Linked DNA regions of Mus musculus: region 1 is linked to region 2. Evidence: chromatin loops called from intact Hi-C (ENCODE). Cell type or tissue: left cerebral cortex. All regions are shown on one strand.

Evidence for each region. A loop is a pair of places that touch in the nucleus more often than their neighbours do. Peaks named below come from ENCODE experiments on the same cell type or tissue, not always from the same donor. Only the 100,000 strongest peaks of a DNase experiment are listed, where the experiment ranks them.
Region 1: it touches region 2 in a loop (2.6-fold over the local background); 3 of 42 quality-filtered maps call a loop at or near these places.

The regions. Positions count from the first base shown.
Region 1 is chr13:59,766,606-59,774,605 of GRCm38, reverse strand. Isca1 (iron-sulfur cluster assembly 1) reads left to right here and starts at 4,817. Exons shown (of 4, transcript NM_026921.4): 1 at 4,817-4,982. The coding sequence starts at 4,902. Tut7 (terminal uridylyl transferase 7) reads left to right here. Exons shown (of 27, transcript NM_001373962.1): 27 at 1,747-2,730. The coding sequence ends at 1,814. It overlaps Etohd2 (ethanol decreased 2), which reads right to left and starts at 4,640. Exons shown (of 2, transcript NR_015349.3): 1 at 4,260-4,640; 2 at 926-3,679. In left cerebral cortex, CTCF peaks have their summits at 4,160 and 5,079 (motif pointing left); DNase peaks (open chromatin) are centred at 4,295, 4,738, 5,250, 5,893 and 2 more places; H3K4me3 peaks cover 3,416 bases; H3K27ac peaks cover 3,359 bases.
Region 2 is chr13:59,580,261-59,588,260 of GRCm38, reverse strand. Naa35 (N(alpha)-acetyltransferase 35, NatC auxiliary subunit) reads right to left here and starts at 2,928. Exons shown (of 23, transcript NM_030153.2): 1 at 2,802-2,928; 2 at 1,980-2,108. The coding sequence starts at 2,103. A230056J06Rik (RIKEN cDNA A230056J06 gene) reads left to right here and starts at 3,038. Exons shown (of 2, transcript NR_045633.1): 1 at 3,038-3,136; 2 at 5,031-8,000. In left cerebral cortex, a CTCF peak has its summit at 3,662; DNase peaks (open chromatin) are centred at 2,395, 3,033 and 3,671; H3K4me3 peaks cover 2,368 bases; H3K27ac peaks cover 1,533 bases.

The DNA.
Region 1 (8,000 bases), 190 kb before region 2:
TTTTATTACAAACTGTATTCTGCTTTCTACAAGAAAAAATTATAGATTGCTAAGATTTGTTCTTGCCAATAAAATAGCTCAGAAAGTAAGTTAGTGACAGCTGTCACATATTAACATGTGACCCATGTCTGTGTTGTAGGTAGAAATAGTTTCCCTTGAGCCCCTTTGTAGACTAAGTCTCTGACCCACTCTAGTTTCCTTAATGAGCACATGTTGATGGACAGCTGTGCTCTTACCTTTGATTTTGCCATCTCGGCTAACAGGTGCATTCCTCTGATGTCTCAGCAAGTAGTACTTGTTTAAATTATCATAAAGGCCATTGGTGGGGCTGGGGAGATGTTCAGTGGGTATAAAGAGGACCAGAGTTTGGATCGGAGCATCCATGTAAGTGTTAGGTAACATGGCAGCCTGCTAGGAATCCATCGCATAGGGGGTGGAGGGAGGGAGCTCCAGAGCAGACTTGCATAGTTACCTAACCCACCTCCATGTATAAGGAGGAGACTATGGGGGGACCATCCAGTACCAAGCCCTGACTCCATCATATGTGCATGCGTACACACACACACACACACACACACACACAGTGTCCAAACACATATTCGCATTCACAAACATGAAACTATTTCATACACACAGTCATATGGCGGGAAAATGGTTTGGTAGTGGTGTGATTTTTGTTGTTATTGTTGTTGTTTTAATAGGCCTTAAAGTTCTAGTCAGTGATAAAGTTATATAAATATACATAAATGGGGCAGATAGCTACCAATCTTTTAGACTGTCTCTAAATTTTAAAATGTCAGGCCATTTGGTTGAAAAGAAATAAAGGGAAAGCTTGTGTGGTGGGCATTGCTAAAGCTGCTGCTTTGGGAAAGTTGTGTCCATGCTTCTGAAAATGTGGACAACTGCTGCGCTTTGACTTCTTTTACTTACATTTAATTCTACACTTCATTTGGAAATGACAAGAGTGACAGTTTAAGAAGGGAGCTAGCTTCCTTCTCCCCCTCAGAAGTTATGGGTGCAAGCCAGGTGTGGTGGTCATGGTGTAGTATTTAATCCCCACACTCAGAAGCAGGCAAAAAGCAATTCTAGGCTAGCCTGGGCTACATAATGAATTTTAAGTCATCCAAGGCCTCACAATGAGATTCTGCTTTTAAAACCTGTAGCTGGCATGGTACCAGTTACTAAACCCTTTGCATTCCTTCCATTGGTTTGAGTAGAGCCTTCATTGTACAGTAGTAGCCACATGGGCTCTCATTCCCTCTTGTATGTGCTCAGACTCCAGAACACAGTACATGTTGTAAGCTGTGGATGGCTTCACTACTAATTAAGTACAGAGAATTTTATTTTCTCCTTGTACATCCATAAGGTATTACTAGACTTCTAAAGGGTAATGGTATGAGGTACTAATTTCTGGCCAGCGATCTCTTTGCAGTCTGTGAGCTACAAACAAAAAGAATATCCTATGTAAAGAACTTTCAAAATGTTTCTTCCAGCCTCAGTGCCTGCCTGTGGCTGCATTGAACAGCCTCGGGGCTGTACCTTACCAGCACTGAGGAAGCAGTGTCTAAGCACTGCCCAGTGCCTCTGATGGCTGTGCACTTGTTTATACCTAGCCTAACTGCTCGACTCAGGACGAGTGCCCTTTGTGGTGGGACACGTGTCTGTCAGTAACTGACAATAAGTATTGTGTGACTTTGCTCAAACACCATTCTTTTCGTTTATGTTGGATTTTGTTTTCCCTCCTAGGTAGCCTTTCCAGTAAATATATGACTCAGGGGAGAGCCTCAGTGAAGAGGACCCAGCAGGAATCATGAGGGAAGGAACTGCAGCACTGGAAATGCCACTCAGGTGTCCGTGGCCACTTGGGAAATTAGGTTCATGGCACAGGACACAGTGACACAGATCAGGCTTCAACGTAACAGTTGAGGGGCATCGTAATTTTTTAAATTTTAATGAAATTGTTAATAAGGAAAAGAAAAATTTTAATATAGTCTAACTATACCACCAATCTCCAGAGATTTGAAGATTTTAATAGAAAGTCAACTTAAAAGAAAAATATGAGGGCCAGAATTCAATGACTACAGCGTCATGGATTTTAGTTCTTTCAAAGCACTCTAAAAATAGTGTGCTGCTCACCAGAGGAGTTAGCCCTCTTTCCCTACACATCCCCTTTTTGATTTCCAAGAGGGGATTCTCTCTGTTGTTCCTGGATCGTGGTATGGACGCACATCAAGGACATGTGGACTATACTGCTGTACATAGGGTCTACAAGCATTCTTCATGGCTCATTGTAGAAATGATAGCATGGAATGCAAGCACCTGTCAGTGTGGGCCTCGGTGGACGACCACAGCACCACTGGCACATCTTTGAGGGCTTCCTTCTCTAAGTAATTGACAGAACTGTTGTGCTCATAAAAATGAAGTCATAAAAATAAGTAGTCCTTTTTTGCTGGTTTAAAAAAGAAAAATTAAAGGAGAAAAGGACAGAATAAAAGTGCTTTTTACTTTTTATGATACACAGAAATTAGGGTGGAGAGCTTTTACAAACCTCTGAAGATCAAAGAGGCTGCTGTCTCTGCCAATCACAAGTTTGATTGGCAACCTTCTGGTCTGACTGGAGCCCTCTCTAAACTGTTAATGAACTTCACAAGCCTTTCTGAAATAGTACAGAGTCAGAACTATGCCGGTTTATTTATCATTTTGAAATAAAATCGAACTTTGAACGTGTAATTTTATCCACATTATTTTCTTATGAGTCATTAGAAAAGTCAACCAAAGCGCTGACAGTACACATCTCCTTAATAGGGTGCCCATGCTGTTCCCCTTTGATAGCTGTGCACCGGGTCTGGGGTGTGCAAGCAGGAGACTGGGGGGCAGAGAGAGAGCTTGCTAAGGACACTGGCACAACGAGGGAGACTCACGAGAGGCATATATGTGTGAACTAGACTGGTCATAGTCTAGTTATGAAAGAGTCATGTCAAAATGGAAATCATTAAGAAATTGGAAATCATGGTAAAAAAATAAAAATGGTGACCATCAAACTCATGGGTTGTGCAACCGGGGCCTCCCTGCTACGTGACGGCTCAGCTGCTGGCCTGCTTCCTTTCCTCCTGCTCAGCTGCTGGCCTGCTTCCTTTCCTCCTGCCTCTGGCTGTGAAGTGACAGCGCTGCTTTCTGGCTGGAACAGTGCCACGCCTACTGAAAAAGCGCTTAGTGTTGTTTATCCCTCTGCCCCTAGAACGGAGAAGAAATACGCAGCCAGGCCAATCTTTATACCTGGTAGTTATTTTCTACTTGGATGTTTTGTCGGTTGTTGAGGGAGAGGAGTGTACTTACCCCTAAAATTAAACAGAATTGTCATGTTTTCTTCTAGCCTTAAAAAGGTTTCCTACATTTTGATTCTTAAAAAAAATTCTGCCCAGCAGCCTGGTGTTTTTGATGGCTTATACTGATACCATTAGACAAGTGAGGCACGCTTCTCAGCGGATAAGATAGCAGGCTCGCAGCCATGGCCAAGTCAAAGCTTCCTCTGCAAGCGATCGCAGGGCCAGGGCCGATGCCCTGTTCTGTTCTAAAACAGCGGAAACTCAGAATCCAGTTTTTACAGCAGGAGTTCTGAACACCCGATCTTCACCTTCTAACAGTCTCTTGCTCACTGTGAACTGCTTTGGCAAGCTTCCTGGTAAAAGATGTAAAAGATGTGTTTTCAGTGTACAGAGAAACCCTGTCTCGAAAAACCAAAAAAAAAAAAAAAAATCAGTCTGTTTTTCTTTTGCTTCAAAGGTGGCTTCTATCTTAAGGAGAGGATATCTTCCCAAGTGGAACAAAATCCTTGCAAGAGAGAGATCAATGACCGAGTGGGGTTCACAGTTTTCAGACACTAAAAATAGAGTTGAAAACATGGTGTGCCCACTCTTTGTAAAGCTATGAAGAAAGGGTCAGAACATTTTCTTAGCTCCTGGGCAGGTCTAGGCAGAATGTACAATGTCTGTCTTACTCTGTCAGTGTTCCAGCATGGCAAAGTCCCCATTTCGGACGGGGAAACTGCCCCTTCTAGTCAGACCAGTGAGATCGCACTGGAAAAGAAAACACTTGTTCTTTCCGTCTAGACCTGAGGCCGAATCCATTTCCCTCCCTCGGCCTTCCTGGAACCATAAGGGGGCGATCAGGGGTAGCAAACCCCTCAGTACTCCCCACGCCCACCCAGTTCCCGCACGGGGCCAGCTGCTGCTCCGAGATAAAGGAGCTCCCGTTCTTACGTCATCACGGGCCGCGAAGGAAGCCGAGGCGTGGTGACAGGCGCACAGCTAATCAAATGGGACCGGCTAGCAGGAAAGGCTAGCCAAATGTGCACGGGGCCCGGGATCGGGACTCAAGAACCGATGCTAACGTAGCGCCCAGGGCGCTCGCTCTCAGAGGCTCGGATAGAGCCACCATGCCCGTGCTTCCATGCGAGGCTGGTAGCTACGTACGTGCTCAGTTTTCTTGACACAAACTGCTACACAAGAGTGACATTTCAATAACTGGAAACCTGTCGTATGGTGTCTACCCGCTTGCTTTACTATCGAAGCAGCTCCAGAGTCACAGAGCCGTGTCCCCACTTCCGGGGGGTCTGTCGTTAGTGTACGCCATACGGAAGGAGCCATCCCACTTCCGCTAGCGCAGTGACCGCGAAGCCCGCAAGGTCACAGGTCACCTCCCTTGCCTCGTCAGTGATGACGGCCAATCGGCCCGGCCCGTCACTCACCCGGACTGTCCAATGGTGGAGCGGGACGGGCGACGGGAGGCGGGGCCTGTGGCGCCTGCGCAGGAGCTTGTGGCGTCAAAGTGCCCGCCGTGTCCATGGAGAGAAGTTGAGTCCCCACGCTCCAGCCGGAGGCTGCGGGTGCCGCGACGTGGACATGTCGGCGTCGTTGGTCCGCGCCACCGTGCGGGCTGTGAGCAAGAGAAAACTGCAGCCCACGCGGGCGGCCCTCACACTGGTGAGTCACCTCGGCGTCCGCAGGGAGGTGGTGGCGGCGGCGGCCCGGGGTGCAGAGCGAGCCTGGACGCGGACTAGGGTCTCCCGGCGGGCCGCGCGCGGAGCTCGATGGGGCGGACGGGCTGTGTGCGCTGCCACCGGGCGGCCGGGGCGGAGGACGGCAGTTTGCCGCCGAGGTCACGGCGTTCCCGGAGAAAGGTCACACAGGGAACGCCGCGGCTCCGCATAACCTCCCAGGAGGCGTCAGCCCCAGAGGATCGGGACAGCGTGAGACCGGGATTCATTCGGTCCAGACGCCACCGCGGAATCCGCTCCACCCAGAGTCCTAAGAGGGGCTCTTGCCAATAGTTAGTTGAAGCAAAATAGAAGGGAGTCGTGAACAAGTGAGATAATCTGTTTATAGGATAGGTCATTGTTTGGCCCTTCAGTTTGCCCCAGTAATCACACTGCATTCTGTGTTGCTTTTCCCTCCGGGACCAGCTAGTTTTCGTCACCGCAGGTATGTCATGGATTCTAGGATTGTGCAAACTATGCTCATCTTACTGAGAATAGAGTAGAATCCTCCTACAAGTAATAAATTCCAGAAAAGTCGAGCACAGGATAGGTGGTGGTTGTTATTGTCGTTGTTTGCTTGCTTAGTTTTGTTTTGTTTTTTTTTTTAATCACCATTTGGCCTATTGCATGTTACTTGGGAAATTTCGACCCGCCCCTTCTCACACCCCCCCTCTGCCCCCGTTTCTACCTCATAAGCATACATTATCATGATCCGCTGTTTTTCATGAGAAGAAATAATTGAGTTGCCTGGCTCGCACCCTCCGTAGGCCATTCCTTCCAGGAGTAACATCTCATTTGCACAGTCCTGGCCTGTGTCGTGCTTTGTAATCTTCTGTTTCGTTATGTATAGTAGATCTCAATTCACACCCTCTGCCGCGCTGCCTAGCTCAGCTGTAGAGTCTGTGGTGTTAGGCTTGGTCCTAGAATCACCTTTCCCTGATTTTCATAGGCACAGCTGTTGGCAGGCGTCGTGGTTCGTACTTGTTTTTCAAGTGTCTGGTAAACATTTTGAACCCCAGCACATAGCAAATGCAAAAGCAACGAGGTGACCAACGGCCTAAAGTGTGAGAGAGAGATAACTAGCAAACAAGAGTAATATGAGTTAGGTATTGCTTGGCCGGTACATCAGCCTGACAGCAGGGAGTCTGACATTCTGCAACATCTACTAGAAGTCAGCCATGGCCAGGAAAGGTGTGACATAAAACATAAACACTAGCTATCTGTTAGCTGATGCCAGTCGTGGACAGAATGGATGGGCTGGCACATTGGGCTGTGTGTATTTTTAGTCAGGGTTTCTAGAACTTATGGATAGTCTATATAGTAAAGGGATTTGTTACAATGACTTAAACAGTCTGTAGTCCAACTCCTCAACAATGGTCAGCTGTGAGTGGGAAGTCCAAGGATCTAGTAGTTGCTCAGTCCCATGAGGCTAGTTGTTTCAGCTGCTCTTCTGTAGATGTAGGTTCCAACAGATGTGCTGGCAAGTAAGTGCAAGCAGGCAAAAAGCAAATCTTCCTCCTCCCAGTGTCCTCCTGTAGGTCTCTAACAGAAGGTGTGGCCCAGGTTAAAAGTGTGTACCACCTTGAACTCAGAGATGATCTTGCCTTAGTCTCCTGGGATTGAAGGTATGTACTGCCTTGCCTGGGCCTAAGCTTTTCATGGCCACTGTGCCTCAAGATCTCCATGCCAAGATCCAGGTCAGAAACTTTTATCTAACAACCTCAAGCTCTGGATTGCAGGTGAGGCCTCCAGCTTTGGATTGTGGTTCATTCCAGATAGAGTCATGTTGGCAACCAGGAATAGCCATTACACTGTGGTGTAGACTGGTAAGATCTGCAAACCCAGAATGGCTCCAGCTCACCACATCCAAAAACAACGTGCTCCTTCCCACCCCCATATATCTAGGAGTTAATAGAGTTGAATTTGCAGGGACCAGAGTCAGATGTGACTGGAGAATGTGAAAGCTGCTACCTAGTTGATGGGCAGCTTTATTTCCATCATTGTACAAGACAGAGGTGGTCAGCTTTCATGACGAGAGGCTCATCCTCACCAAGCTCCACTTGGGAGCGAGCGGTGGGGCCTAGCTAGCATGCATGTTGGTACGCGCTGAGAACCTAGTTCACTCTGTATGCACTGTAGTGTGTACACTGTACTGTAGAAGACTCTGGACGCTTAGCTTCCCAGCGCAGCCTGGTAGAGAGGGGCCCAGGGTGTGTATAAGGACATGTTACTTCACTGGAGTAGGGCCAGAAGATCTTTGGAACAGCAACTAGCACGTGCCTTTGGTTTAGAAACATAACCAGGAAAACCTGCAGGTTACAACCAGGTTTCTAGTCCAGTGGTAGAACAGCCGCTTTAGGGCCTGGCGTGAGAACAGAGTGGGGTGTTGTGTGTTCATTGTAAAGAGAGATTTGTTTTGTGTCACAGTTGTTAACTCTTTGGTCATTAATTTAGGAGCCCTTGCAAATATTTAATTGTGCCTTAACCACAGAGTTGTAAGATTAATAGCCATAACAAACACGGGCCAGGGGGAGGAGCCTGTGTGGGGGCAGGGGCTAAACTGGCAGAGAATGAGCTGTGAAGCTCAGGGCCTGAGTTTCCTCTCCAGTTCCCAGATAACAACAACAAAAAAGCTAAAGTTGGGGGGTGGGGTGGGGGTGGTGCATACTTGTGATCCCAGTGCTGGAGTGGGAGCAGGCAGGGCTGGGGCTCCAGTGGCCATCAGCCACCCTACGGGCCCAGCCCCAGGCCATGTGAGCAGTTCTGAAACATTCCTGAAGTGCATTTCCCAGCATTCTGACCAAAAAAAAAAAAGCAGCTTTGGAATAATTGTTTGGTTTGCATGTTTAATATTTAAAATTTATTTATTTTTGTATGTGTGGTCATGCGTGCCTTAGTGATTGTGTGATCAGAGGACAACTCTGGGTGTCACTTCCCTCCTTCCATCATGTGGGTCCCAAGTTCC
Region 2 (8,000 bases):
GCAATTCAGTTTAGCTCACTCTAGGGTCTTGTCCTCACCTTCACTTACAGAAATGAGACTTTTCCTTTAAGACACAACTTCACCCTTTCCCACTTAAGGCTCATGACGCCAGCTGTCCAACAGAGATGACTTTAAGAAAAAAAGAACACAATGACAGATGTGAACCATTTAGTCACCCCAACATCTGAGCATAAAACCTGCCATATAACACAGCTCTCCTCCTGGTAGACATAGAGCAGTAGACTTACAGGGGAGACTTAGTCCAGGGTTCTTCTACTTTCTCACTGAGACAAACTTGAAGTGGACATGTAGTTTGAACCATCAAAGGGACAGAAGGCACATGGTTTCTAGCCCCGGCTGGCTTCCTTTCTACCTGGTGCTGCACCCAGTCTTCACTCCTCTCCTTCAAAACCACCTTGTTACTACCAAAGACCTGGCTGGCAAGCACATGGGTCAGGAAGGAACACCTAACCACCCAAGCTTCCCACTCTCCCTTATCTGCACCACCTTACCCAGTCTCTCGGCTCACTTTCCCGACCCCAGCACCACTCATCCTATGCCTTTACTCAGTACCCGGCCTTGAACCCATCCTCTCTCAGTCCAAGCTCTCTCACTGCTGACTCCTTCCTCTCGTCCTCCAGTCTGTCCCTTAGACTGCACACACTCATGTGTGTCACTCTAAACACTTGCTGCTGGGGAGGGAAGAGTGTTCTTACAGAGGGAAGTCTACACCGCTCACAACAGTCTTGCACTTCTCAGCTTCAAGTGATCCTGACTCAAACACCCAAGTAGCTAAGACTACTAATGGCACTACTAGTACATGCCACTAAATCTAGTTATTACCAAACACTGTGGCCCTACTATGTGCCATACACAGCTCTATATTCTACAGTTATACCCACGATCTCTGCCACTATCAAGCTCCTATCAGGGTAAATAAAGCACAAACACCTACAATCCTGGTGATAAACAGGGTGGCTCAATTAAGATGCCCTTTAGCCTATCTGTTTACAGGTTATCTGCTTACAGGTGCCCTTGTGAGCCTTCACCAGGAAAGATACATAAGATGTGCAAAAGCCATACACAGTGGTCTGATACAAAGTAACTCAAGGTGCAGGGAACACAGTTCACAGAGCCAGGCAAGGCACCTTGGTATTCACTGGGATAAGAGTGGGAAGGACAGGGCAATGGGAGGAAACAGCCCAGAACTTAGGAAACCATGCCGGAGAAGCCTGGGAAGTCACCAGAGGATCTTAAAGAGAACAATAGGACACGGTCATTTTTAAATCTCAAATACGCAAAAATTCTTGTGCCCAGTTAAGTGTGTGTACAGGTAGGCACTGCTATCACGGACTGATTATCTAACCTGTTGAAGTTAGGAAACTTTAGGAGAAAACTGTCAAGGAGCCGGAAAGAGCATTTGGTACACAATCATGAGAACCAGAGTTCAAACCCCAGCATAAGCCAGGATTCCTGAAAAGGCCTATAACTCCATCTCCAAGGGATCCAACGCCTTATTCTGCCATCCACATGCACTCAAGTGTGAGCACCCTCACACATATGTACAAATACAGAAAGAAAAATCTCTCTTTAAAAAAATCGCCAACATCCGTATTTAAAGTTTTACCCGATATACATTTGCTTTAGACCAAAAGTAAAAAAGCAAAGAGCAGAGTAATGTATGGTTATCAACACTGAGCCTGACATCATACTCCAGGCTTGTAATCTCAATATCCAAGAGGAGCAGGAAACTCAAGGTCATCTCCACAACAAGAACATTGTCAGCCTGGGCTACAGGACACGTTCTCAAAAACAAAACGACAAATCTGAGTAAAAAAAAAAAAAAAAAAAAAATCACAAGGTTGTCTTTCTTTTTTTTCTTATTCTTTCTTTCTTTCTTTTTTTAAGTCAAAGTTGAGAAAACCTCATGTATCCTGCCCCAGGCTTTGAACCAAAAAGCCCCCAAATTCAAAACTCACCTCGACAAGCATCTTCAAAATCCTGGGTTATGTCCACCCAGCTTGTGCTACTTTTTTCCATTTTTTCCGGGACCCCGAGCTCCCATCCCGAAGCATCGTCGTCTACAGTAGCTTTCATAACCATGATGCCTGCAAAGGGAACATTGGTGTGAGGCTGGGAATATAGCTTTGGCAGGCACAGGAGCTGCAAAACTGCCCCAAGTGTTGGGTGAAAGACTTCCAAAACTCTGCAGGCAGAACGCCTTTGAATTCTGCAAAAACAAACAAACAAAACCCAACCACCTAGCTTTGAGCAACCTGACCTCACATAAACCGGGCTGCTGCTCCCGCACTGATTCGCACTTGCCAGGACTCACAACTTCTTCCAATCCCTCCAGAGATCTTCAAGCATCCCAGCCCAAGACTACAAGTCCGGAGACGCCGGCTGTCAAGCCCGGCCTCCGGGAATCAGAGCCACCCTCAAAGCTCGGCAGCGACCGAGCATCCTTCACCTGGCGGGCTTCGCAAGACCAGGGCCTTGCCTCGCCCTGCAGGCGCCTCCGCAGAGACCCTGGCCCACCGCGGGCCGAGCGCCACTGAGACCGAGATCGAGGCGGAGACCGGTCCACGCGGGGAACCGGCAGCAGGCGGCCCTCGTCGCCCGGGCGACACGGGCACAGCCCGGCCTCCCGGCGCGCGCCCTCGGCTCCGACCCGAGGCGCGGCGAGGAACCGGCCGCCGGTGCCCACTCCCTGAGATCCGCCACGGCGGACTTCGGGGTCGTACCGGCCCCACTTGGGCCACCCCGGATACTTTCCCACGACCACCCGCGTCAAAACGCACCGTCCGCGCCACGGAGATAACGACACCGACAATACCGTCGCCGCCGCCGCCCCCTCCCCTCGCAGCCCCGCCCCGCCGGCCGCGTGCACGCATGCGTACGCCCTGGGCGCGCGCTCCCGGCTCCCGACTTTCGGGACTCCGCGCACCGACCACGCCCCCTCCCTCACCTAGGCCGCCGCATCCGGGTAGGCGCGCATCCTCTCTTCTCGCGGGATTATAGCACATCGCGAGACCGGAAACCATGCACCATTTTCCTCCCCTCCGGCCGAGACCCGGCCGTGGGCGGAACCCAGAGAGAGGCGGAGCCTGGAGTGCTTCCTGGGAAACTCTTTAAGGTGACTCAAGGGTGAAGGGGAGGGGTAGGGCTTCCGGGGAGGGGCCAGCTGCCGGCCGTATTGCTGTTTTGTGGTTGTGCAAACTGACCTTATTTATTATGTCTTGCATTCAGCGCGCAAGCACTTTGTAAAGGAAAGAAAAATAAGACATTTACATCGAGCTTGCTAGCACGTTTCTTCCAAACTCAGATGTTTTAGTTTTATCTTAATAATCCTGACATAAAGTAGATTGGGTGTGGATGTGGGTGGTGTTTGGAAAGGAACCCAGGTCCTTTAATTAATGAAAAAATAAAAATATTTAAAAAGGACACGACTGCTTCTAAGTATGGTGGAGGAGAAGGTTGAGTGTAGGTATGAAGGAGAGCATAGCCAGAGTCAGACATCCAGAAGGGTCCAGAGGGAATGTGACCCTGAGCCGGCTCACGGGAGGAGAGCAGAGAGGAGAGCGGGGAGACCAAGGGGCCAGGGGAAGGGGTAAGAGAAGAACCAGGTAACCAAAATGTCTGCGAAGGCAGCTGGGGGGCAGTGCAGCCCAGCCCCTGTGCTGGAGTAAGGGGGCCGGGTATGCCAGCCATAGCTTCTACCAGGTAGAGACTGGGATTCTAGGAGAACGTTCCGTTCCGCCTATACATGTTAAATAGGTATCTCCGTTAGCATTTGTCCCAGGGTTGAGAGCTAACACTCAGTAAGAGTACACAAGCAATCTGTCATTGGGCTGTATCCTCGGACTTCATGTTGATTGTTTAAATTTTTTAAAAATTGTTTCCCCCATGGAGTGTATTTCCTGAGGACAAGAACTTTGTTTTCGTTTAAATTGCCCTAAAAACGTAAGGCATGTAGTTAGTTCTCCTTAGAAGAGGAGAATGAGTAAAGAAATCGCACAAACTGGTTTAATGACCTTTTGAGACTCCAGAAGAAACCTAGAAAAATGTGAACAGGGTTCATCTGATTTGTTCAATATTGTGTATAAGGGCGTGACAAACACTAATTTGATAAAGATTCATGGAGGGGGCGGCTGTAGAGATGGATCATAGGTTAAGAGTGCTTCCTGTTCTTCCACAGAACTTAAGTTCCATTCCCAGGACCCACTGGAGGTAGCACAGCTACCTGTAAGTGTGGTCCAGAAGTGCACTGGCATACGGGTGCTGTACACTCAAGTAGACACATAAATAGATCTTTTTAAAAAATAAGAGGATATATGGGCTTGAGAGATGACTCAGTGTTTAAGAGCACCAATTGCTCTTCCAGAGGTCCTGAGTTCAATTCCCAGCAACCATATGGTGGCTCACAACCATCTGTAAAGGGGTTTGGTGCCCTCTTCTTGTGTCTCTAAAGACAGTTACAGTGCACCCATAAATATAATAAATCTTTAAAAAAAATAAAATAAAGCCGGGCAGTGGTGGCACACGCCTTTAATCCCAGCACTTGGAAGGCAGAGGCAGGAGGATTTCTGAATTCGAGGCCAGCCTGGTCTACAAAGTGAGTTCCAGGACAGCCAGGGCTATGCAGAGAAACCCTGTCTCGAAAAAAAAAAAACAACAAATAAATAAATAAATAATAATAAAATAAAATGAGAGGACATAAAAGCTCTGTGTGTGTGTGTGTGTGTGTGTGTGTGTGTGTGTGTGTTTCCCTGGCAATTTAACCTAGAGCCTTAGTTCTACACTAAGATAAATTCCTAACTCCCTCGTATATACTTTCTCACCTCTAGATCACTTGATTATTACAATGTAAATGTCTTCTGAATGTTTGCTGTATTATTTAGGGAAGGATCACTCCATTATTCTGTGCATGTTCAAAATATTTTTCTGGATGTTTTTCATTCCTTAGCCAGATCCATGGCTGTGGAGTCTCTGTTTATCCTATGCTGACTGTATTTATGTCTCTTTCATAGTAAAGGTCTCTCAAGTCCTGACTGCTGGCTTTCAAATGGTAGATGGAGCCATTGTGTTCCCTGCAGGGACTTGTCAAATGCTGACACCACTGGATTCATCTGGGCTGTTTGTCATGAGCTGGTTTAGTTTCAGAGAGGTGGCATCTCTAACCCAAGGCCCTCCTGGATGGGCTGTGCAAACTGGATACTGCACAGCTTTAGTGTAGGCATCAAAAGGTCCCTGGAGCTTTGCAACCGAGTCCTGCTCTCAGAATCTGCCAGCTGCCAGCCGCCAGCCGTTGAGTAGCAGAAGAAATCTGGGACTTGAGGGAGGACAAATCTCAAATCCTTTATGACATTTTGCTGGACTCTTTTGCATGGGGTACTTTGTTATCCTTTTGTTATCCAAGCCGCACCCTGCTGACAACTCCCCCTGCTTGCTTCGCCTTTCACAGTCTTCTCAGTGGATTGATCGGGGGCAGAAGGGAACTCCACACAACCGGGAAGAAGTCAGATCGTATGCTTCTTAAGCATGGAGTCCTGCTTTAGCCTCGCCCTGCCCTTCATCTCTAGAGATGCTTCTGTGAGTTCTCGAATGTGCAGTGGTGCAGGTGTGTCCTGCAAGTGACCCCATCCTTTTGGAGTAGCCATTGTCCAGCTCCTCTATCTGCCCATCTTTTCAACTGTACTGTCTACTTCTTCCCATTCCCTCTGCCCTTGTGTCTTTTACAGAGATTAACATTTTCACTCCTCCACATTGAATAGATAAATAGATAACCTGGCTTTATGATGGTGTCTAAATATACTCCATCCCCAGTGTTCTTACTTGTAACGCTTTGTAATTGGGGGTACTGTGATTGGGCACAGCCTCACCTGTGCAGAGCCCACCACTCACTGCACCTCCCGTCGTCTTTTTACTTTTTACTTTCAGACAAGGGTTGACTGTGTAGGACGGACTAGCCTCAAACTTGTGATTCTCCTGCCTAGGCCTATCCTGAGACCAAGTCCAGCAAGGGACAGGCACTGTCACTTGCAGAGTTGTAAGAATCCGACTTTCATGAACTGCAAAATCCCAAAATGCATCGCTCTTTTCCGTGTTTTGCAGCTCCATCGTAAATTACTTCTCATCTGGTTTTCTTGGCTCCATACAAGAGTGAGGCTTAGTACTTCACTTAGTCACATTCCGGGAATATTTAACACTTGTGGGACTATTGAAGTTATTAGTATTTGCACACAGTGATGATCACACCTGGACTCGTGAGGAGAACTTTGTCACCCCTCTTCATCCTGGCCCATACACGGACTTGGCTTTGCCAATGTCCCATGAACTAGAGATCTTAGAGTTCTTTACATGGCTGTGTCCAGGTCTACAACACATAGTCACTCAAGGCTTCCTCTATTCCAAATTCCTCATCATATAAATTCATGTTTGCCTGTCATATGGAACCGTCTTAGGATTTCTATTGCTGAGAAGTGACACCATGACCACCTCAACTCTTATATAGAGTTGAAAAGTTAAACTCTTAATTTTATTTAATCAATTTAATATTTAATTAATAAAATAATAAAATTAACTAATATTAATATATAACTTACAGTTCAGAGGTTTAGTCATTTATCACGGTGGGAAGCACGATGGCGCTCTGACAGACGTGGTGTTAGAGAGTAACTGAGAGTTCTACATCTTGATGCACTGGCAGCAGGAAAGCTAAGAGCCACTGAGCCTGGACTTTAGCTTCTGAGACCTCAAAACTCACCCACTAGTGACACACTTACTCTAACAATGCCACTCCTTATGGACCAAGCACTCAAATACATGAGTCTACGTGGGCCACTCCTATTCAAAGCACCACAGGTACTTTTCAAAGCTATAAATGGGTCATTTTATCTTTTAAAAATTAAATACGGAAGATCTGTCTGATCCTTACCTATCTGACTGCATCTATGGAGAACTCTGTTCAACTTTCAAAAGGGTAGCCAATCACGAAGAGCGTTTTATGTTTTGACATTTCTCTGCCAATAGATTTACTCATTTTGGTACTCAGAGCCACCTGTATGTCCAGCTCCAAGGTACCTGATGCCCTCTTCTGGCCTCCATGGGATCTGCACACACACTCACATACTCCTCCCAATACACAAAATTTGTAAGTTAAAAAAAAAAAAATCAACTCTTGCCAGAGGGCTGTGCCCATCTTTAATCCCAGCACACAGGAGGCACAGGAGGTAGGAGGAGCTGTGTAAGTTGGAGGCCAGCCTGGTCTACATAGTGAGTTCTAGGCCAGCCTGGTCTCCGTAGTGAGTTCTAGGCCAGCCTAGTCTACGTAGTGAGTTCTAGGCCTACCAGTGCCTACAATGAAATCCTGTCTCAAAAAAAAAAAAAAAAAAAAGTAGAAAGAAGATAATTAGCAAAGTTTTATTATTAATTTATCATAGTACTTAGCTAACAAGTACTTACATACAAAAGCAACAGAAGCAGGCAGATCTCTGTGAGTTCTATGCCAGCCTGGTCTACATCATGAATTTCAGGATAGCTAGGACTAAAGAGAGCTTGTCTCAAGAAACAAAACAACAACAAAATCAGCTCACAGCTACTGAAATAATGGAGTGGAAATGTGGAAGGTATAGTCTTCTCTTCCTGCAAAGCTAGTTAGTCTTTTATACACGTTTGATTTGAGGGAGGGCCCAACATTCTCCTGCAAATCCCGCAGCAGCCCGGGCTGTGTCTCAGAAATGTAAGCTATCAAAGTCAGGGGAGCCAGACTCAGGCCTAGAAAACTGGAGTTCCTTCAACAGGAGGCAAATTTCATCTTTAAAGTTCAATAGAAGTTGCACAAATTGGAAACTAAGTTTTTAAAACCCTTTTGTCCTTGAAGGAGTAATTTACATTAGCAAGGCAAACCTGTAAGCCTAAAAATCTTGGAATCATTTACTTTTAAATAAATATTTCACTGAGAGTAAATAGTAGTTTCTCCCTTCAGTGCACAATGTAAA